2 separate regions of the Homo sapiens genome follow, and region 2 is linked to region 1. A link is a loop called in an ENCODE intact Hi-C map of the cell type or tissue named here. Cell type or tissue: Calu3. All regions are shown on one strand. Each heading gives the region's core, and the rest is flanking DNA. Links, peaks and the distances in the headings are about the cores only.

Region 1 (12,328 bases), core at 1,627-9,626:
GAGTCTTCAGCAAACACAGTGTCTCATGCACCTTCCTGTCCTGGAAATCCTATTTTAGCCAAGGACATAATGTGCCAACATCTGAATCCTGGACAGTGTCTCTTTATGTTTTGGGGTTATTTTTAAAGTGTGTGTGACATATAGATTTATTTGCACTGAATAGGAAAGATGTCCACAATATATTGTTTAATGAAAATAAAAAGCAAGCTAGAGCACATAATACACATTGGAGGGTTGGGTGTAAAATCTTGGATCAGACGGCTTTGGTTTAAGTCTTAACTCTGGCTTCCTAGGAGCTGTGTGACACTGGCCCAGTCTCAGAACCTTTCTGTGTCTTCATTTTCTCATCTGGTGACTAAATAATAGTCTCTTAATTCACAGGATCCTGGTGAGGATTAAATGAATTAATATGTATACACACAGCGAGCAGTGCCTGGCACACAGTGAGTGTTTAAAAATATGCATATGTCATTTTGCAAAAGAACACATTTTGGAAGAACATAACCATTCATCTAACAAATATTTACTTAGTAAACTGCTACCAGTGATTACCTCTAGGGCATGGGAATGAGAGAGGCAAGGGCAAGAGGACTGAGTTTCTGCTTTATAAGCTTAGGTATTGTTTTAAAATTTTGCTTGTTCATGGAAGATCTGCTTACTAGGGCAGAGATTAGGAAATAGACCTGAGAGCCAGCCTGTGTGTGTGGCATCCTGCATCTGTGTTTACAGTTAGCCGTGTGACTTGGGACAAGTCTTCAACTCCTTGGTACATCCATTTCTTCACCCTTAAAGTGGAAATCATAACAGTCCCCACCTCGTATGGCTATTGTGTGGATGAAATGAGTCACTACATGCATTTCACTTAGAAAAGCACAGAGGTTCCTTGAAGGACAGAAGTGATTGGCAGCTGTAGCAGTAGCAGAGGAAAGGGTAGGGTCAAAATCTGCAATGCCCTGAGGTTCTCATGATGTTTGTCTTTGAAATCATAAAAAAAAAAAAAAAAAAAGAATTTAGAAAACATGTCCCTGAAAAAACAATCGAAATCAAAATAAAATTGTAGGGTTTTTTTCTCATTTCCATAATTTCCTATTCATCTCACAATAGTTTTTAATCCCTTAGCCATGTATAAAATTCTTTGCTCGGTATCTTACCCAGTTTTTCCTATTGGTGAGGTTTTTCCGCTTTGTATCTTATCTCTTTCTTCACCTCCTCCACTTCTCCTTCTTCTTCGTCAGTAGAATTCACTTTGTTTTTAAGGGTCTTTTGCTCTCATCTTGTTGAGAGGAATCACAATGACTGTCTTTTTCTGGCCAGATTTGCTTTTCTAAGAAAAACTGATGACTAATAAAGCCATAGGCATCAAATATGGATCCACTAAACATTTTATCTACTAAGGAACCACTTTATTTTCATCACAGTTGGAGAGTCTAAGACAGATTTGGAAACTCAATAAAGGAAGGAAAAGGAAAAAAGCTTTTGATATTGTCTTCAAGGGATGAACAACCTAATAGTAAAATAAAAACGTATATATTCAACAAGGGATATTTCAAATATTTAAACAGGGAATGGCACAGGCGCAAGTGGATGCCTTGTGGTGGCCGCCTTGCCGGCATGCCCAGGGACCTCAGCCGTGAGTGTGTGCAGGAAGCAGGAGAGAAGATTCCCATTTATTTTATTTTATTTATTTATTTATTTTTATTTTTTGAGATGGAGTCTCACTCTGTCATTCAGGTTGGAGTGCAGTAGCACGATCTCAGCTCACTGCAACCTCTGCCTCCCAGGTTCAAGCGATTCTCGTGCCTCAGCCTGCCAAGTAGCTGGCATTACAGGTGTGTGCCACCATACCTGGCTAATTTTTTTGTTTTTAGTAGAGACGGGGTTTCACCATGTTATCCAGGCTGGTCTCGAACTCATGCGCTCAAGTGATCAGCCCACCCTGACCTCCCAAAGTGGTGGTATTACAGGCATGAGCCACCGCGCCCGACCGAGAAGTCTTCCATTTATAAAGCTTAACCCACCAACAACTGTATCAGAGGCTTTACCTCCTGTTTCATTGAATCACTTAACCATACAGTATTACTAGTCTTCATTTTCTGGTGTTGCACAGAGGATCCCAGAGATGTAATAACTAACCTGAAGTCTCACGGCTCATAAGTGAGGAGCCAGGACACAAATTCAGGCTGTCTAGCACCTTGCAAGACCCTCTGGTGCCTTCAGTATATGGCAAGCATTCACTGCCCTGGAAGATAAATTCGAGGGCAGCAAAGAACAATTACAAAACAATTTCTGTATTATGTGATGCTCCTTTTCCTCAGAAAAATCTAGCTGGATTGTGTCCATGACCAGATGGACATTTGAAGAGATGATGTGTTTACGGAGAACTCACCTCTTTTTCTCTGCAGCAGTAGAGGTTGAAGCAGTTCCACGACAACTGCCCACGTATGTAGGGATGCCCCTTCTCCTGGCTGTACTTCCTTTCTATGCTGAAAGATGGATTCCACTGAATTCTTTCGTTTCTTGGGTCCATCCCTCCCGAGTGCCACTGGGAGAGTTTGGGAGAAAGCCCGAATTTGTTTCTCAGCCCTCCTTCCAGCTGCCTCTGCAGTCTCCAGTCCTCTGCTCTCCATCCTTCCAAGTTACTGCTCATCGGACACAACCTCCATTCCTGCCTTTTCACAGATCTTGCTTTCTCGAGCCCTTCTGTTACTGGTTCTCCCATCCAAAGGGTAACTATTACAAATTGTTCTACCCTATAGACACATACATGCATATGTTTATTACAGCACTGTTCACAATAGCAAAGACATGGAATCAATCAACCTAAATGCCCCTCATCAATAGATTGGATTTTTTTTAAATGTAGTACACATACACTGTGGAATACTATGCAGCCATAAAAAATGAGATCATGTCCTTTGCAGCAACATGGATGAAGCTGAAAGCCATTATCCTAAGCAAAGTAATGCAAGAACAGAAAACCAAACACGGCGTGTTCTCACTTATAAGTGGGAGCTGAGCATTGAGTACACATAGACACAAAGAAGGGAACAACATATACCAGGGCCATACATGAGTGTGGAGGGTGGGTGGAGGGAAAGGATTGAAAATCTCCTGTTGGGTACTATGCTCATTACATGAGTGACAAAATAATCTGTAAACCAAACCCCCACAACACATAATTTACCTATGTAACAAACCTGCCCATGTACCCCTGAACCTCGAGGTTAAAAAACAACAACAAAATGTAACTATTCATCTCAATTAAAACAGAGTAGAGGCAATCGTTCTAGGTCTGCTCTGGGAAAGACATTTATGCTAACTCTCAAGGCACAAACTTGAGTAGGTGAAGATGAAAGTGTCCCTCCGGGGTCTGTGCCGTCCTGGGAGAGACACAGTGAAGTGCTCTGTGAGGTAACAGGAATATGTGCAGAGTGCATCGGGGACATAGGCTCTTCCCTCTGTTTGGAATGCTGTGTCCTCTCTTGACTACATGGCAGCTTGGAGTCTTATTCCTCAAGACTCACAAAATGTCCTTATCTTTGCTACCACCACATCAACTCAAGCAAAGCTAATCATCTATACTGCTCCTTCCACTGCAATTATTTTGTTTAGTTCATGGCATTGCCAACAAGTGGTTTTCCAGAACAAGAACCACATCCCCAGTCTAAGCCTTGTAGGCAGTACTCAAACACATTTACTGTGTGAAATAATGATTGAAGAGTTGAACACGTGAATATGAGATTCCTTTTTTGCTGGGTGGGTGAAGAATGTGATTTCCAGAGAAGTGGGACCTGATTCTTGAAGAGATGTGGAGTTTGCCTCATTAATTAGTATCAGGACATTTTCCTGGTTTTCCTGAGAAACACAACTCTACATTTTTCTGGGTCTGTATGATCTCCCTTTAGAGCAGGGTTTCTCAGCTTCGGCACTATCAACATCTTAGCAGCCTTAATTCTTTGTGGGGAGCTGTCCTGTGCATTGTAGGATGTTTATCAGCATTGATAGCGTCTGCCTACTATATGTCAGTAGCACATTTTCCCCAGGTTGTGACAAGAAAAGTGGCTCCAGACATTGCCCAATATCCCCTAGGGCAGAGTCACCCTGGGTTGAAAACCACTGCTTTATACTCAACAAATGTTAGCTCTTGTTAGGCATGAAAAAGACCTTGCTGTAAAGTCAACCAGCCATAGAAAAATTATGGAATTGATTTTACCATTTTTGAGAAACTGCTGTGGGCCAGTCAGGCTATACTGGGTGCTTTATACAGATTCTATTTCATCCTCAAGTATTATAATCCTCATTTTGTAGATGAGGATGTAGGATCAGAGTGCCTAGGCAATGTGCCCACGTGGCAGAATCGGGTGTACTTCCTGGCCCTGCATGCTATGGCAGGTTGTTAGGCGTTTAATGCGCGCCTCCCACATTGCTTCTACTCTCTTTGCAAATATACAGTTCTATCTGCGTGCATGAGTTGGGGCGTGCAAATAGGCTGAAGTCTGAAGGGAAATCAGATGTGTGGAACATGTCCAGATATAAAAATAAATACTCTGATAAATATGGACCTGGAAAAAAAAAGCGATCACGAGTCTAACTTAATCATGAAAGCATAAATATTAAGCCAAAGGAATTTTCTTCACCAGGTGTCCTTTCAGTACCTAAACTGACATATTAGAAATATTTAGTCCAAATGACTGTTTTCACTAGATTTTTCATCAGAATAACTTCCACAGTTATATTAGATCAGCTGGTATTTTAAAAGCACTGTTCTTTATCCTCCACTATAAAGGCACAGTATTAAAAACACATAATAATAAATACCTCTTTAAAATGTTGAACAGTAATCAGCAAATCTGTTTGCAGTGGAACAGAATCCAGCTGCACTCTTTCCCTGTTTCTCTCAGAAAAGAGTAACTTCAGCAACAAGGAGTCTGCCCTTTCTGGGTGAAGGGGTCATACTAATATTTAACAAGAACCTCTCCCGCCTGCTTTTCACTTCGTGCCATTTCTTTAGATATTCTAATGACAAAAGGTTTTAGACTTGCGAGTGCTAATGCAAGGAAACATCAGTCGAATCTAGGTTTTTGTTTTTGAGGAAAAACTGTTATTTCAGCAGCTACTGCTACACGTAAGAGGTCCTGATGCAAATCCTTTTCCAAGCACCCTGCATTGTTGTTGTCAAGGTCCATATTTATCAAATCAAGTAAAAACCCATGAAAAGTGGCAACCGAGGGAGGAGGCAGCAAGATAAATCAACTTTCTAAAAAAAAAATTCCCCTTTTTAAATAGAATTTTATTCCGGTTTTGGTGTTCAGAGATGTTTTGTTCACAATAAGAGCCATTGCTCCATATTAGGTAACATCTTTTCCCCCTTGCAGCTTCAAATGAATATCAAGAGCCAGGTTCACAAGTTGGATTCCCTTTAAAGACACGTTTGATTGCAAAGCTTTGTTGACTCTGTTTGATATCCTCCGCGAACTGCATGACTGAGCTAAGCTGAAGTTCCTGGTCACCAGCATGGGGAACGGGTAGCTGCTTCAGCGCCTGCTGGCAGAGAGGTCGTTCTCCGAGTCTGCTTTGCCACCTAGTGGTTTGATGTGGTATTGCCATTCACCAGGTAGTTTTAAAAGTCATTTTAGCCGTTGAATGCTATAGTGAATTATGACAGAAAACAGAGACACTCTAAGCAAAGAAGGCAGTCAGAGACCCAAAACAAGCCCTGAAAAATGACGCAGACTGGATTACAAATAGGGAAGAGGCACTAAATAGTTGGTCTGAGAAAAAACGCACGGCTGTATGTTGCAAAGATATTTTGGGTTTTTCCCATATCATCACTTAAAAAAATAATTATTATTATAGACGTAGAATTAATTTAGACTTCTAGAAAAATTTATACGCTTTTAATTGGTTCAGCAGGTTTAAAAATCGAGAGCCCTCAAACATTTTTCCCAAGTAGGTACTGCCCGGTTGGCTCAGAGGACATGAAATGAGTTTATCTCCTTGGAATTCATTATAACCAGAAGCCTCACATGTATATTGGCCTTGTCCGTTTCTGTAAGCAATCTCACATGTATTTCACACTGGATATTTACACATTTTTAAATTTTTTAAATTTACCTATATATTTCACAGACTTATAACCCCAGAAAAGTTATTTTTTGCCATAACTAGGGGGAAGAAGGCAAATTTCCTAGAACTAACCTTCAATTTCTCCTAAATTCAGTACTGTCAAACTTTTTTGTCTTTTTTCACATTTTTTGTTTCACCCTCTTCTTTTAAATATTAATAAAAGATGTCAAAATATCCACTGCAGTGGCTTTCCAACATTATTCAACACAAAATACATTGTACGTACATCATGACTATAGACATAATTTTATACGTGTGTGTATGTCGAGCAAAAATTTAATGAAGTGATATTGATTGTCATTATGTGGTATGCATTCTGATACGTCCTATTCAATTTGCTGTACATTTTTTTCTTTTTTAATTCTCATATTGGCCCACTAATTGGCTCTTGCATTTTGAACTCAGTGTGTGTGTGTGTGTGTGTGTGTGTGTGTGTATATACACACACGCATATATATCTATTGAATTTAGTGTGTGTGTATATATACATAAATACATATATACATATATAAACACATATACATATACACACATATACATATATACACACATATCTATACACATGTATGTATATGATATGTATATACATACGTATATATGTGTGTATATATACTCACACACATGTATATATACACACATACCAAGTTCAAAATGCAACAGCCAATTAGCGGACCAATTAGTGTGTGTGTGTAGTGTGTGTGTATATATATAGTAAGTTCAACATGCAATGTATATATACACTAAGTATATGTACATTGTATATAAGTAAGTATACTAAGTACATAGTATATATACACGATATAAGTACACTAAGTATATCGTATATATATACTAAGTATATATACATACACACAGATGTAACTTCCCCACAAAGGCACTGATGGTACCCACGTGCAGGATCTTGCGCAGTTTTCCACTTCTTGCCTGAGCTCTGGTGCCTGGAACACTTCAGTAACCATTCCCTGAATGTTGCACCCACAACCTGGCAGGGAGGGAGCCTGCTCTGACCCCAGAGAGGAGCCAGGCACCTGCCCCTGGTCTGCCCCTATCTGACCATGCCCTGAGCCCTCATGCAGGCTGCATTCCTAGAACTCTTGCCTGGGATTACTTATAAAGTGCGAAGGTCACTGGGCTGACAAGGATCTCTGTTCCCACCACCTGTTTATTCCTGAGCATTACAAGGAAAGACTTCCTGTAGGTCCCCTCACCAATATCATTCAATTCAATGAGTGTAGACTGTGAACTTCCTTGACTCAAAATATCCTAATGCTATGGAATAGCTGTTGAGTCAGGATGAGGAAGGAATATTAAACATAGGAATGATACCTTCTACTCAGAAAATCACCGTAAACTGAGGGCTCTTAGCCCGGGGTTATCACTGCTTCATTTGGGTCTGACCTACAGTCTTGATTCTCAGGAAGTTACATATTACCTATGAAATAATAGATATACCTGAAGTAAAACATTTGGTGACTCTCATTTCTAATAAGTACTTTTAGATATTCTTTTTTTTTTTTTTTTTTGAAATCCTTATGACCGGCTGATCACTTTCTCCTGTTGTCATCCTGGGTACCGATAGGACCTCCGTTGCTGAGCCTCCAGAGAACAGTCCTTTTAATGAGGCCGTGGCCCCAAGGCCTCGGAGAAGTTCATAGAAAATGTCTGAAAGAAGGTGGGAGGGATCTTGTTTCCTGGCCCTATAGGGACATTGTCTTCCTTGATAAAGCTGGGTACAGCCTTGATATGAATAGATTGGGGAGCACCAGGAATGTACCTCACCTGGGCTGTCGAGAAAAGACAGTGTGCTCAGAAGAGGTATGGCAGGTGCTGAATATTCCCTTGGAGGGACGAAGGCAAGAAAGGCCCCTACAGCAATGAGGGGAGAAAATCCACAACCCAAGTAGAACTAGGATTTCTTATGTGTGAGACAATACATTGCTCATTTACATGTAAAGTGTGTATAATATTTTTAATCCATCGTATTCAGGCGAGCAAGATCAGTCATTTCATTTTTGTATAACTTGCCTCGAAGCTGCCTGTTGTGGCCCCATTCTGCATAGCAAATCACCACAAACTTAGCAGCTTACAACAAGGTTCCCTGTTCAGGGTCTCAACACTGAAATCAAGGTGTTCGCCCAGCTGAGTTTACGTCTTAGGCAAGACTAAGGAAGAATTCATTACCACAGGCATTCAGGTCATCGGTGCTTCTGCCATGGTGACCTAGTGACCTCTGAGCAGCTGCCACCTCTGGGCACCAGACAGGAGGGCATGAGGCACGCATCTTCTTTGAGTCTGATCAATATTATCAGATGCGACCTCTTTTTCCTCCAACCTTCTCCGCATTTAAAAGCAACAGCAGAGTGTAAGGCAAGATTCCAAGCCCTCCTTGGCAACCATCACCAATATCTGCCCCCTTTTAACTCTCTTCTTCACTTCCTTCTGGCTTCGGAAACTTTGGGATTTTTTTTTTTTTCCTCATTCGGGACATTACAGATTGAGCTGAAGTCTTCTTTGTCCATCACCCTCAATCCTAATTTTATCTTCCTCCTCCAAAATACCACTGCTAATATATGATTTGCATGTAAATCTTTCTATCCTTCTATGACAATTTTAATTATATTAATATACTAAAGGTGGTATCTGTCTATATGTCTGTATACAACCTTTAGTATACAGGCATGTACAATCTTTAGTATACTATTGCTGTGTTTTATTGTAAACTAAATTTTATCGTGTTGTATTTGTCATCCCACAACTTGCCTTTCTTACTTAACAAAGTATTTTTAGATGGTTCTAAGTTAATATATATCTAGTTGATTGCTTTTATCTGCTGCATAGTATTCCCTTTTATGAATGACCTCATTTTTGAATTCATTTCAAAACGAATGGTCTTATAGATTTTCCTCATTTTTGTCATAAAAATAAATGCTTCAGTTAATAGCCTTGGGCGTGTCTCCTTGTGTACATACGAATGCAATAATTTCTAGAGGGTAGATACCTAGCAGTTGGATTGCTAGTTCATGGTGTACATGCCTTTTCAGTTTTAATTAATACTTCCAAATCACCTTTTTGTAGTACTTATTATCAATTTATTCACTCTGGATGTGGCAAGGGGAGATTTTTCTTATTTTCCTAGTGTGTAGGTCAGTATACCATGCATTGATGCTCAGAAGACCAAGTGTTTGCAGTTTCAAAGCCCTTATCTTTAAATCCCTTCTCTCTACCAGAGTATTTAAAATCTACTTTAAAAAGCAAAAAATGAGGAAACACTGGTTTCTTTCTCCCTGTGTTTCTAAAGTAACAACACAACCCTGAGAACACAAAAAGTTAGCATTGGGAGAAGGGAGGCAAGATCCCCGTTAATACTTCAGAGTATTAGCCTACAACACCACAATGCTTCTTATCTTCTCCATAATCTACAGATCAGGCGATAGTATTCTAGTTTTATAGATGAAGAAAGGTCGTCTCAAAATAGTCAAGTAATTTGGTAAGTTTATACATCTCCTGGGCCAACCCAGAACTCAGACCCAAATCAGCAAAACTCCAAAGAAAGACCACAGCTTTTCAACTCTGCTCTATTGCTTTCTAATAAAAAAAATTAATGACGATGAGAACATCATCTTTATTAATAGAGTGGTATTAATGTATCTCATCACATCAGAACCCCAAATGAGTACCCACGACTTCCTAAACATTTCTGTCTTCGTAGCTAGAAGTCACAGTGGGTTTTAGTAGTGTGCTTTGCTTAAAATTTCTGCTTCCCATTCAAAAGGCTTTATTTTCCTCAAAGTTATGTTCATATACCACATTCCCTTCTTTTCTCGTTGCTTTAATATCTGAGGTTCTTAGAAGGAAACCCAAGGGTAGCATTAGGACTGCCATGGTTATTGACTATTAACTCGTTAACTTATTAACTCTTGTCCTTTGGATGTTGTATCACATGGGTAAGCAAATGCCTATAAGTCATTTCCCTCTAATGGTTCTTGTCTACCTTTAAAATTTTTGCTCATCTCATACTGCACATCTATTGCATGACAGAAAAGGACTGGAACATTTTTAAATAAGGAAAAGCACATCTCTGAGAATTTCAGAAACGTATTAGATATTGAATGAATGTCAAAGTGTAAGAAGAATGATGGCCAATGGTAGATATGACAAAGAGTACAGGTCAAAGATAAACAGGTATTTAATTAACCTAATATAGAGAGCTAAACTCACCTATAGCTGACTTTCCTCAATTCTGGCTTCTTTCATTTTCTGTATTCAAACAAAGCATAATTGGACTAGAATACTATTCATTTGGGGGGGCTCTTCAGATTCACAGGATGAAATGAACTAAAAGAAAACAACTGACCTTAGGCTAATTTCGAAAATTTTTACTTATATTCTTCAACAATATAGGTCAACTGAGCAAATTAAATTGCTGTTGAATGTATACAAACATAATGTGATTATCCACAGAGAGTAATTTGATATTGCCTAAATAACTTTGTGTTTTTAAAAATCTTTTATTTGTATTCCATCTCTTACCTGGGGGTGAGTTTATGAAATGCAGAGGCTGTGGAATCCCTGAATTCCACAGCACCAGTCACCATAATCTAAAGCTAGCAGTGGTTAAATGAGCTTGTGCTGATATTGACAAAGACAGAACACCTTTTAGTTGCAGGTGACAGAAAGTATCTCTGGTAGCCCAGGCAACAAAGGAAAGGCAAGGTCAAGGAGGTGGTGTTCACCTCAGGAGTGGCTAAATTCAGGTTTCAAAGGACATCATCATCATGCTGTCTCTGTTTCCCATACTCCCTCCCATCTCTCTCCTTCCTTCATGCCTTTCCTCTATGTTTGCTTACTCTAGATTTCCCATGTGGTGGCAAATAGGGTGATCAGCACCTAGTAATTCCAAATATAAGAGAATCACTGTCTCATTCCAACATCCACATCAAATCTCCAAATCAACCCTCCTGCCTGGGTCTTCTTCATGTTCATTGTTGTGGTAGAGGAGCGAGGACCATCTGATTGATGCCTGTCCCAAACTACATACTGTGGGTGACAGGCTATTTCCAAAAAGACAGCTGAAAGAAAGACAAATAGTAGATACCCACTGCATGGCTTTAACCAACAAAGATGAAAGAAGAAAGAAGTATCATCAGCACAAATATGAATATAGCATCGGGATGATTGGGCATTACATTATTTATAATAAAACCAGCATGGCATAAGTCCTGAAAATGGGGCTACAGGACATGATTACCTCCCATGGGACATGAAAGCAGAGACCTAGATAGTAGAAATGAGGAAACGTAGCTGCTGTGTTCAGGAATCTCAGGAGTGAAGGAGATTTCAGAAAGAGAAAGGCCCTTCAGAGTACATGAGAAATAAACACAGGCCCGGTGCTGGAAAACCAAACTGGATGAATAAAGATGATAATCTAAAGAGGACCAAATGCCACTTATCGGCGTATGGGGCCGAGAGCATTTAAGAGGCACCCCAGACTCCCCAGTAGACCAATAGTAATAGTAGTTATTAACCTCAGAGACAGGGTGTTGACCTGATTAAAGGCACATCTGTCCTTGTGAATATACATAGTCACAGGTGCAATGGAGAGATAACAAGGCAAACACCTTTAGAACTGCAGTAAACTGGTATCTGGATGGGGGGAGAGCAGCAGACAGATCTTCTGTACATGCATCTTGGAAGAAATCCTGAATGTAATTGTGGGCTACAAACAGTGTGTAACACTTCCCAAACCCAGACATCACTCAGTGAGGGAGAATGAGAGTTAAGTGTAAGTTGACACCTAATAAAACCCAAATATTTAAAAAAAGTAAAAGAGAATAGTCTTGTCAATTTCCTATAATTGAAAATCAGTGCAATGTCAGATATTTCAGCTATGGGAAAATAATATTAGATTATACAGAATATTTTGTGTTATTCCTCTCTGTAATTGAGTTTTATATTAGAATATTTAGACTATTTCAAATTTTGTATTATTTCAAAGAGTACTAAGGTGAACATGTGTACATGTATTTATATGTGCATATGTGAGTGTATTTATGTCTAACATTATAGGTATTATGTGTATACATAGAGTCAGACAGCTCCTGAGATCATGGATTTTGGCATTTTTGACAAACTGCAAAATTGTCTTTCAAATGACCAATTTATACTGCAACCCCAAGACCATGAAAATTGATTATTTTTGTCA
Region 2 (12,328 bases), core at 2,231-10,230, 660 kb before region 1:
ATCTCTGGAGAACCACACTTAATATACCCTCAAAAAAAAGTCCAGGTCATTATCCTAACTCTTCTGATAAAATTCATCAGCCGACAAGTCCCATACATGAACATAACATTTCAATCATCTTTATAATGATTTAGGCTAAGAAAATAAATATGTGAGGAAAATCTAAGAGATCAAATCAAATAGATCACAGAAGATTTCAGAAGAGAAAATGATAATGCAAAAAATTTTAGAAATTAGAATATTCTCATAGCAATGAGAGAAGATGCTTTACTAATTATAAAAGAAGAAAAGCAATAAAAAAGAGAGAACAATAAAAATTTTCTTAAAATAAAAACTATTATAATAACTAAAACATTTAAAACTATTGTTGAGAAAATGTTCCAAAAAATAAGTCAAAAGGAATAATGGGAATAAGATCGAATAAAATGACAGAATAAACAGATTTTCAGGCATGCTAGTTCTTGAAATATTAACCTCATGGGTACCACACTAATTATCATGAAGGCATTGAAAACTGTATTCCATTAAAACAACATATCAGGAAGATAACATAGAATCCAATAAAGAGAGGATCCAACACAGGAATCAAGCAAGGAGACATCCCAGGATGTGAATGGCAGGCAAAGACAGAGAAGAGATGTGTCCTTGAGCTAGAAAACAATCAGTCCAGGTAAGACCAGAAGAACATAGTCTCCCCACAAGGGGAATAAAAGCCAAACTTTTAAAATGGAATCAATAGATTACTTCATTAGAAGAGTATTAGAGTCCCATTGGAGAATTTGGGAGAATATGAGATACATTCACAGAAAATTTAGCACATATTTAGCATATAATTAGAAGTGTAGAAGAACACAGATATAAAACTAAGAAAATATGAGTAGAAGAATATGGATATAAAACCCATAAAATATTAATTTAAATATTAACCTTTAAAAATATAAAACTAATCAAGTAAAATATTAAATCAATTAAAAAACAAACCAACAATCCAATGAAACCCAGTAGGTAAATGATATGAAGAGATGATCTATAGAAATATAAACCCAAGGGGCTAATGTGCATGAGAAAAACCTCACTGGAAACTAGAGAAATTATAATTCGAGAAATCGAAAGTAAAGTAAAAGTCAGCCGTCATTTCAGCACCATAGGAAATGGGTAAAGATATAAAAGTCTTGCAATACCAAGTATTGTAAATGATGTAGGCCAAGGGGATAGTTTTATGTTGGGTCCAAGAGTATAAATTTGTCCAGCTGCTTTGGAGAACAATTAGGCATATGTAGTAAGGCTGAAACTTCTTTAATCCAGGATTGAAGTACTGAAGAAACTGTTGGGAGTTTGTCTTGCAGACATCCGTTGACATTTACTAGTCATAGCAATATGAGGCATTGTTTCTAGATACGTGTGAATTTGTTGAAAGTATAGAAACAGGCTTGGCATGATAAACATCAAATTCAGAATTAAAGTTAATTGAGAAGCGAAAGAAGGAAATGGAATTTTGCTGAGGATAGGGTACATTAACTGAATCTATGAGTGCTCTGAAGCTAAAGTAGCAATCTAAGTAAGTTTTTTGTTTTTTTTTTAAATGGGTCGCTATATGATTGTGTATGATATTAGGTTAGTGCAAAAGTAATTGTGGTTTTTGTCATTACTTTTCTGCATGCTAGAAGTATTTCTAAATTAAGAAAAAAATGGGTAGGTAGGTCATGAAAAAATTGATATTTGTATCAAACCAGTATGAAGTGTGCAGAGACAGAAAGAATGTGATGAGCCAGTAGACTGAAGAGGGCAAACAAACCCATGAGATACTCTGTAGATGGATGACAATGCAGATGACATTTCAGACCAACAGGAAGAACACAGTGTAGGAAACAACAGGAAATGGCTCCCAGGTCACAAGTGTTGGAGTGAACCTTAGGAGGATGCTAACTAGTTTTCTCCCAGCGACGCCTGTAATGAATATCAGTGAATCAGAGACCAGAGCTCATCCTCTGGCTCTGCCATTCACTGGGGAGTTTAGTAAGAAAATCAGTGTATCACCCCACCATAGTTTTCTTCTCTGTAAAAGACAGGTCAGCGCTAAGAAACTTCAATGCTATTACATTTGCATGAGGAGATTTGTGGCTTCCACCTTTAGAATGCACAAGATGACTCTTGGTTTCTAATTGCATTCTTTTATTCCTAAAATTATAATGGCAAATTATCTGACCCCTCACAAGCTATTACACTGTTTTTCCTTTCCCGTATCTCCCCATCAGCACTTTCTAGCCTTGTTCTCTTGAAATGTTATGGTCTCTATTGGTTTTCAACACTTCCTTTAATTCTTAGTTTTCTCAGGCTAAACCAAATTCAGTTTTTTCTACCCTTTTCTTAAATGTTTGTTCCAGGGCATTTCATTCATTAACAGGAGAACAATTTCCAGAAATGTTTTGGAAACAAGTGTATGAAATATGATCAAAGTGCAATGCTATTAATAATCACACCTGAGCTTGACATGTTCTCCCATTCATATTAAAAAGAGAATCTATATGTATTTATGCTGTATTTGTATAAGGTAATTCCCATTTCAAAGGCAAAATAAAAACTAGGAAAGTAAATATCTTGATAACTTATTTGATTTAAAAAAAGAAACTTATTAAATCACTACATAACTTCAACAACAGCAGAAGAAATATCTTTTACAACTAAAGCCTAGATCACACTCAGACCATTTGAACTGGGAAAGCTGACTTAGGTAATGTGACCTAGAATCTTGACAAACAGATATTTGTCCTAAACAAAGATTTATTTTAATAATTGCTTCACATTTAATATTTGCTAAGTTAACTGTAGTATTCCAGTACTGCTCCTGTATATGAGTATTTATATATGAAATTAATATGAAATTTATGATATATATTAATTAAAATATTAATTATATATGAAATTAATATGAAATTTGATATATGTTAATTTCATATATAAATACTCATATATAGGAGCAGTACTGGAGTAGTATATATATGAAATCTATATACTATATATAAGTATATAGTATATAGACTATATACTACATACATAGTATATATATGAAATCTATATATTATTCATACCTATTCATATATTTCATATAATAATATATATAGAATATTAATTTAATTGTGTTGAATCTGGATATGCATATACGTCAAATTTTCTTAGAGTTTAATGTGGTATTGTCACATCTTCAGAGTGTTGTATACCTTGGAATTCAAGAGTAAAGAAGCAATGAGGAAAGGTAAACTAATAGGCACCTTCTTTGAAAGGATGAATGATGCCTTTGAATAGAGGCAAAACTCCAATGAAATAAAAATAAGCAAAAGTATAAAATGCCATATAAATACGTAAAAGGAAAATAAATCTGGGACCCCAAAATCAGTAAACCAAGAGGAAAGTCAAGCAGGGAGCTATGTCAGGTAAACCTGCCTCCCATTTTATCCCTAAATAAGATAGCTACAAAGATAAAAAAAAGCTACAGACCTCCTTCACAATTTGCCCTCAAGGAAATTCCTTGAGGGCCTGAAGATCTTTACCCTAAGCCAGTTCTGTTGAATTTCGCCCGCAATGTAAACTGATAGCTTATCTTTACAGGTGCAGGACAGAAAGTTATTTCTCTGCTCACCTGAGACAAATGCATATCTAATTGCTTCCTCTACCCTATTGTTTATGTAGAAATGCAGATTCACTGAGCTAGACTAAATTGAGTATTCAGTGAAAGGCTGATCAGGACTCAAAAGAATCCAACCTTTTGTCCCTCCTTTCTGGACCTAACCAATGTACACATTACATATATTCCTTTATGTCTCATGTTTCCCTAAAATGTGTAAAAGCAAGCTGTACCCCGATCACATTGGAGACATGTCATCAGAACCTCCTGAGGCTGTGTCATTGGGAAGATAAACTTTCTAAATTGATTGAGACTGATCTTAGATATTTGGGGTTCACAATTATAAGAATTTGTTTTTATGCTGCTTTGGTGATGGGGGTAAAATTAATGAGTTTAATATAAAATTATAATCCTTCAGATTGTATAATTCCTCTGTGATCAATTTCATCTTCCTTCCAAACAAAGCACCTTGATGTAAAAACTGTGAATTGTTAGGTAAAGGAAGACAGAAGCACAAGTGTAATTTGGATGTAAAATAAACAAAGCAGTGAATTTGCCAAGCAAAGAAACGCAGAAATGCCCTACAGTAGAATTTCAGACTAACCCAGCTTCAAGGGATAATGACCCTTGAGCAACCCTTAACAGGAAGTCACAAAGTCAGATTGTGAAATCCAGAGAGCTCAGAGGAATTCTAGAATTGGCAGCCAATTGGATGGCCTCGTACCTGCCCTGGTTATATTCTAAGAGCTCTGATTCTTTAGATGAAAGAAAGAACCAGAAATCTCTGGACTGTGACAATCCTTCAAGTAAAGTGAGTAACAATGGGGGTTTGTTTCAGAACAGAGCCCACCCTGAGCCGAGGGCTACAAAGGGAAAGTTGGAAAAGAATATACAGAATATCAGAGTGTCAGCCATGTTATTCACAGGGATACTATTTAAGACAGTAGCCATTAGCTATAGGTGGCTATTTAAATTTAAATGCCTTAAAAATAAATAAAATTAAAGATGCAGTCCCTTGGTTGCACTTACCACATTTAAGTGCCCTGTGGCTGACACAGTAGACAGTACAGACACGGGGTATTTCAATTGTCTGGGCAGTCTTGCCACTCAAAGTGTGGCCTACGAATCAGCAGCATTGGCTTCACATAGACATTTTAAGAAATGCAGAAACTTAGGCCCCATTGCATCTTAATGTAAACTGTGTGCACCTTAAAGTGTAAGGAGTACTGGCCTAAGGCTCATTCCAGAACTCCAGTCATTGAAAGATAAACCAAATGCAAATCAGAAAGCTGAGACAAAAAGCTGACTCAATAGATTGTACAAGAACTGTCTATGAGCCCACTCCCCTGGGTTCATCCAAATGACTTTAGATTCCTGGCTTATGGTTGTATAACTATTTTCAAACACTTTTTGTAGAGCTAAGATAATGACTATTCTGCTTTGCTCCAGGTTGTCTAGGTAACATTTATGTGTAGCATATATACAAACAAACAAATAACATTTATCAAGCACTTACTATTTGTCTGACACTAAATTGTGCAGTTAATAGGCATTTTTAAAATGATTTCACGTAAGTGATTTTCAAACAAGTTCCTTTAGAATCAGTTTTTACTGATGATATAATTGATCCTCAACAAGGACAAAAATCATGCCCAAGAACACATGGTTAATAAATGGTAGAACTACTTTTGTACAAAAGTAGCTCTATGTTTTTATTTTATTTTTTCAATCCACAGAGTTAGAAGATGTGTTATTATTTTTGTTCAGGGCCTAGACTTCCTAGCCATAATTATTACTGTAGTAGAAATTAAACAAAAGATTTAAGATTCATTACTAAGAGAATCTGAATGAGAAAGATTTTGTGCCTGGACTCAGCACTGGTGAAAAACTTCCTCAAAATTTTAGTCTTCCAAAGAGGCTCTAATTGGCGTTAGCAGAGATTCTGCCCTTGAAGTGACTCTCAGTTTTCATCTCTGTGAATTTAGAAATCTGAATTTCGATTACTTTCTTACTTAACGAAGGTTTACCTGTCTTCCTTGCTGCAAAAGCAGCAAATAAAGCTGGTGTTTTGTAGGTGATTTTTTTCATTTTTAAGCAAACAATAAAAGCAACTGTTCTCTTGGTGGAAATTTTTTTTTAAAAAAAATACAAGCTATAGAGAAAAAAGGAAATGTAATGAAGATTAGCCATGAAATTCTCATTAAGCATAGAATAATTCCATTTATATTTCTGTTACAGGAAAGGGGTCCTGATCCAGACCCCAAGAGAAGGTTCTTGGATCTTGCTCAAGAAAGAATTCAGGACAAGTCAGCAGTGCAAAGTGAAAGCAAGTTTATTAAGAAAGTAAAGGAGTAAGAGAATGGCCACTCCATAGAGAGAGCAGCCCTGAGGGCTGCTGGTTGCCCATTTTTTTTGGTTATTTTTGATGATATGCTAAAATAAGGGGTGGATTATTCATGCCTCTGCCTCCCTGTTTTAGACCATATAGGGTAACTTCCCAACATTGCCATGGCATTTGTGCTCTGTGATGGTGCTGGTGGGAGTATAGTAGTGAGGACAATCAAAGGTCACTCTTGTCGCCATTTTGGTTTTGGTGGGTTTTGGCAGGCTCCTTACTGAAACCTGTTTTATCAGCAAAGTCTTTATGATCTGTATTTTGTGCTGACCTCCTATCTCATCCTGTGACTTAGAATGCCTTAACCATCTAGGAATGCAGCCCGGTAGGTCTCAGCCTCATTTTACCCAGATCCTATTTAAGATGGAGTTGCTCTGATTCGCACACCTCTGACAGCTCTTCGCCCTCAACTATTTATATATTTTTTCAGTTTAATCTATCTTAAACTTTTGAATGTTTATTTCATACATTCTAAGTTGGTTTATATTTTATAATGTATTCTAAATATCTACTTAATACTTTAAATGTAAATGCATGATTTTTAACAAAATATTTTAATAGATGTTAGTGCACAATATTTTTATATTTTATGATATAAACAACTTCAGAAATTATCATCTGTCCATTTGTTCATGGATTTGAACAAGTGACTCAGATAATTAAGTATTTTTAGCCTAAGGAGCAGAAGTTTTAATGACTTTCATGTGGATAAATTTTTTGCAGCAGCAGGATGTAGATCTAGGGTGAGTGAATGATTAAACAACACTGGTGACAAATTCTAAAGCAATAATTTCTATTTATTTATTTTCTTTTTTTTGAGACAGAGTATTGCTCTGTTGCCCAGGCTGGAATGCAGTTGTGCGATCTCAGTTCACTGCAACCTCTGCCTCCTGGGTTCAAGCGATTCTCCTGCCTCAGCCTCCTGAGTAGCTGGGACTACAGGCGAATGCCACCACACCCAGCTAATTTTTTTGTATTTTTAGTAGAGATGGGGTTTCACCATGTTAACCAGGGTGATCTTGATCTCCTGACTTTGTGATCTGCCCGCCTGGGCCTCCCATAGTGCTGGGATTACAGGGCTGAGCCACCGCGCCCAGCCTAAAGCAATAATTTCTAATAATATACTCTTTAAAAAAGTTAATCTCAAAACAATAAGTTAAAAACAAATGAGAAATTCAGATGCTGGATTGTAGGTGAGCTGGTCACCTCCTGGGAGAACTCATTCATTCCTTATTCAGAGCAAAATGTTCTAGGTTGATCAAGGGAGAACTGACATTCTGAAAGCTATGCCAAGGGCAGGGGTTTTAGGGGTGAAGATCAAAGCAGCGCTGAGTGTTCTTCCTTTTAGCAGTTTGTGTTTCTTTCCTCTCCAGCTGCAGCTATGATAAGGTAGACTAAAGATTACTTCTCCTTGTGGGTGCTCTTAAACTTAGAAGGTAAACCAATAGGCACAGTTTAGCCTGTTGTAAGGTACAAGTTCAAAATACCAAAACCTATTTTCTTTCTAGGCGATAACAATAAAAAAACAAAAGTGGAAATTTTGAAAAGTAATATTGAAAGAACTCAGGGTTAAATCTGCCAAAAGGGATGCAATGCCTATATAGTGGAAACCACATGACATTGCTAAGATGAATTAAAGACCTACATAAAGGACAGGTGTATTCATGGCCAAAGGATTTAATAATTTTAACATGACGAATGTTCCATAGATTCTACATAACTCAATCAAAATCTTAGTAGGCATTTTTTGGAAAATTTAAGAAGCTCATTCTAAAATTCATGTGGACTTACAATAATCCTATATTACCAAGACAATGTGGCATTTGTATTGAAAGAGATTAATAAAGTAAGTCCAGAAATGAACCCCACATATATATCAATAATTTTTTGGACAAGGGTCAAAGGCAACTCAGTGGAGGAAAAACAATGTTTTCAGGTAATGTTGCTGGAAATCTTGGATCCATACATACACACACACACACAATTTAATAACTTCAATTTATACCGAGCAACATACACAAAAAAAACTCAAAATAGATCACAAAGCTAAGTATAAAACCTAAAATTACAAAACTTCTAAAAGAAAACAAGTAAAAATCTACATAATCTTGGGTTATGCAAAGAATTCTTAGATATAACACCAAAACTACAAACTATAAAAGTACAAATTGATAAACTGGATGAAATCAAAATTAAACAAATTTGCTCTTTGAATGATACTGCTAAGGAAATAAAAAGCAAAGTCACAGATAGTGAGAACATTTCTGTAATTCATATATCTGATAAGGAACTTTTGTATCCAGAACATATAAAGAAGTCCTAAAATTCAGAAGGAAGAAAACAACTCAAATTTTTAAATGGTCAAAATATTTGAACAGATACATTATCCAAGAAGTATAATCATGGCAACTAAGCACATGAAAAGATGCTTATCATTATTTGTCAGTAGAAAAATACAAATAAAAATCACAGTGAGATAATACCGAGACAGCCAAGTAAAAATAGGTCCCTGGAGAACCTCTGACCGGCCTGGGCACTGGGAGGAATGGGCACTAGGTGGAGCCTCGGGAAGTTCGCGCAGATTGCACAGGGGCGGAACCTGGCCTGTCTTCTTCCGGGATGGAACGAGGAATTCAATCTACAAGGCCGGAAGCATATATACTAGCAGAACTTTTGCTCTTCTGAGAGTCCCTCTTTTCCTTCTTTTTTCCTTTTTACCCAATAAATTCCATTTTTCTCACCCTTCAAATGGTCTGCGAGCCTGATTTTTCGTGGTTGTGTGACAAGGACGCCTTCTTTAGCTGAATGAAGGAAAAGTCCTACAACACTATGTCACATCTATTTGAATAGCTAAAATTAAAAGGACTGGTCCTATCAGTATTCATTAGGATGTAGAGAAGCTAGAAATCTCATACAGTGCTCATGGGAATATGAAAAGGTGCAACCAATTTGGAAAATAGTTTGAAAGTTTCTTAAAAAGTTATATATGTAGCTATCATAAAACACAATCATTCCTGGACATTTATCCAAGAAAAATGAAAGCACGTGTCCATTTAAAGGTGTTTACATGAGTGCTCAAGCAGCTTTTTTGGTAATAATCCAAGCTGGAAACAGCCCAAATGTCTGTCAACAAGTGAATGGATAACAAATTGTGGTATATAGACAAGATGGAATACTATTAAGGAATAAAAAGGATAAATTCTTATTGATACATGCAACACCATGGATAAATTTTAAAATGGTGAGTTGAATGAAAGACACACAAAAAAATCATAAGATTCAATGTATTTAACAATCTAGGAAATGCAAACTACACTGTAGTTGCAGAAAGTCCATCAGTGATTGTGAGAAGTTGGGGTGGTGAGAAAGGTGAGATAGAAGGATTATCAACGGACATGAGAAAACTTTCGGGGGTGATTATTGTGTTATTATGTTATACTGAGTGTTCTGATGGTAATACTGGTGCATTTACATGTCAAAATTCACATTGTACATTTTAATATGTTCAGCCTATTATATAACAATTATACTTTAATAAAGTTATTTAAGCAAAAGATCACTTTGAATGATTGGGTAGCTGTAGAGAATAGGCTACTTAGAATCAATGAATTTAAAGATGAAATTCCATATAGGTCAATTAGTCCAAATCTTTATATGACACTTGAATTTTCTCTACAATATCAATAATCACCAGGCTGAACACCACAGAATTGAGAGACTTACTGTCTTCCAAGGCAACTCCTAACAACTTTGAGAGCTGTTAGATTTTGTTTTTTAATACTTGATTGTAAGGAGTCAAAATAATGGCCTCTGTGGTAGTCACACATGGATCCTTAACTAACTCTTTAGCATTTCAGGGCTTTCTTAAAAATATGCAACATATTTTAAGTTTAACCCTTCAAATATTTGGGGGAAAAAAATCAAGGTTCCATGAATTTTTCTTTTATAGGATAAAAAGCTCTAGGTACTCTATTCAGTAAATATTTATTGACCACCTACTATGTTCCAAACTCTATTTATGGTACTGAGAACAGAGTGGAGACAGGAGAAGATGTCATCTCTGACCTCATAAAAGGGAAGAGAAATGTTATGCAATTCATAACAAAATTTGATGCCATTTAGCATAGTATAGGGGCATGGCACAAACTACAAGATCATGTTACAATGTTTATAATCTAATTTAGTCATCAAGGAAGGCCATCTACACAATGTTAAGCTTCAGTTGAAACTTACAAATAAGTAAAAAGTTATTCATACAAAGATGGGTTTGAAGTGTGTTCCAGCCAGACTGGATACCATGTGTGTCTTATAAAGGAGCCAAAAATGGCCTGATGTGTTTCTTCTTCCCTACAGGATGGGACCCATTTGTTCACAATCTCACCAGCACCAAACTTAAATTTTACACATCCAGGTGTTTAAGCATAACCCAATTAAGCAGATTTTTAAAGCCATTTGGAGTCTATATGCTTTGCAAGTTTCATGAAACTATACCCAACATCTCCTAGCTATAGATAAGATAAACCCTGTAGCCATTAAAAAAAGAAAAGAAACGAAAAAAAAAAAAAACCATGCAAGCTACTGCTGCCCTTCTCAGCTCTCTGATCCAGGGACTCATTCTCTGTGCTGAGAAACATTACCGTTCTGAGTTGTGGCGTTCCTTCTCACTTTCCTCACTATGTCCTCTAGATGGTTTCATGCTGTTAGGGACTGTCTAGGCAAAGAGACAGCTTCTCCTTCACCTTCTGAAGGCTCATGGAAAATCATTGACAAAGGCAGATTTATTGGAGAGAAGGCACATAAATTTATTTGTTCACAGTTTTATGTGGTATGGGAGCCTAGAGAATGAAGACTCTACTATGTAGAGGAAAGTGTTCATTTTTATGCTTCAGTTCAACAAAATATGGACTGCCGTGTAGAAATAGGACTGGACAAAGAAGGAATGGTCTAATGCTAGCAGAGTGAGTGGGGAAGCCCAGCAAGGCCTGTCAGCTTCGGTTCTTCTTGGCCTCTCTGAGCAGCATTCCTGCATTATATGTATGGGGCAGGACCCCCTCTGGAATGGGGGTCTTACAACCCACAGTCAAACCAGGTGGGTCAAATAATTTCTTTATGGCCAGATTTTAGAAAGGAAGGTGAGAGGAAAGTTAGAGTAATATTTTTAGGTTTTATGTCTGGCTTGGGGGAATAGAGGTTCTGGTTTCTATGACCTGCTTTGGGGAAGAGAGATGCCAGTTTTTGTGTCTCGCCTTGGGAAAAAATAGCGAGCTACAGACAGGAGGGCAGGAGAAGGTCAGAGAGACTGCTTCTGAGGCCTTCATTTTGGAGTACTGTTTCTGATACCCTACAGGACTTCCCCTATATGCACACCTGTCAAAGCAGCAACCTAAATAAAGCTCATTGTGCACTATTGCTACCTAAGCATCCTTTTATTTTCCATGATCAGCCCCAAAATTCGTTTAACTCACCACAGACCAAAAGTGCAAATGTGAAAGAAAAAGAAGTGCTGAGCAACTTAAATGAATTTTTAAAATAATATATTATATGAAATAGGTTTTAGTTCTTAAAATATCCTATACTCTCATTTGGACACATTGATTTTAAAGAAAGAGTTCCTTGACTGAAAGTAGTATACACTTCCAATTAAACAGGATTGACACTTTCTATTCTTTAGATACTATTATTTACTCCTTGGTGCAAATTTGATTACCCATGTGATTGTTAACTTCTCATGCTAAAAAGTCATTGGATTTGCTGTTATCTAAGATTCCTGTCTCTTAACACATGCTCCTATTGTCATATTTCTACTGTTCTATATTTGTGTGATTTTTGCTAAACAAAAGTGTGAAGACTGTTTTTTTCTCTCTCTCCACATATATATATATACTCAAAAAACTTGTAAGCATTTATCACTAATTAAATATTTACATTAATATCTTCATATATTTATTTATTAATTGTATTGTCCATTTACCACATTATTCTGGTATCCTGGCCAGGTTAATTCCAACCTTAACCCTTTATGATTTAATAATTGTGATTTATTATTTTTCTCTACATGTCTAAAATTTAATAATCAGTATATACTGACATTATTATATATTTACTAACATTATTCAAAAAAGGAAAAATTAAAATGTTTTCTTTTATATTAGTTCCTTAAGATAAAGTTCTTATGAACATACAACGCAGGTGTTCAACAAATGTCAAAAGTAAATTTCATAACCTACTTCTTTAAGCAACACACTTAGTGGCCCAGAACAATATATTATGAATGTTATACCTCACTGCATTGCTTCCAAAATGTATGTCAG

Evidence for each region. A loop is a pair of places that touch in the nucleus more often than their neighbours do. Peaks named below come from ENCODE experiments on the same cell type or tissue, not always from the same donor. Only the 100,000 strongest peaks of a DNase experiment are listed, where the experiment ranks them.
Region 2: a loop joins it to region 1, with 2.5 times the contacts of the local background. A loop is called at or near these places in 2 of 110 quality-filtered maps.

Annotation. Positions count from the first base shown.
Region 1 is chr1:239,892,747-239,905,074 of GRCh38, forward strand. All of the region lies in intron 6 of CHRM3 (cholinergic receptor muscarinic 3), which reads left to right. It overlaps CHRM3-AS1 (CHRM3 antisense RNA 1), which reads right to left and starts at 7,126. Exons shown (of 2, transcript NR_046582.1): 1 at 7,018-7,126; 2 at 5,273-5,646. In Calu3, for the core only: a CTCF peak has its summit at 5,577 (motif pointing left); a DNase peak (open chromatin) is centred at 5,555.
Region 2 is chr1:239,229,546-239,241,873 of GRCh38, forward strand. No RefSeq gene overlaps it. Among named protein-coding and RNA genes, the nearest start is that of CHRM3, 150 kb to the right of the region's middle. In Calu3, for the core only: no CTCF peak of the experiment used is centred there; no DNase peak of the experiment used is centred there.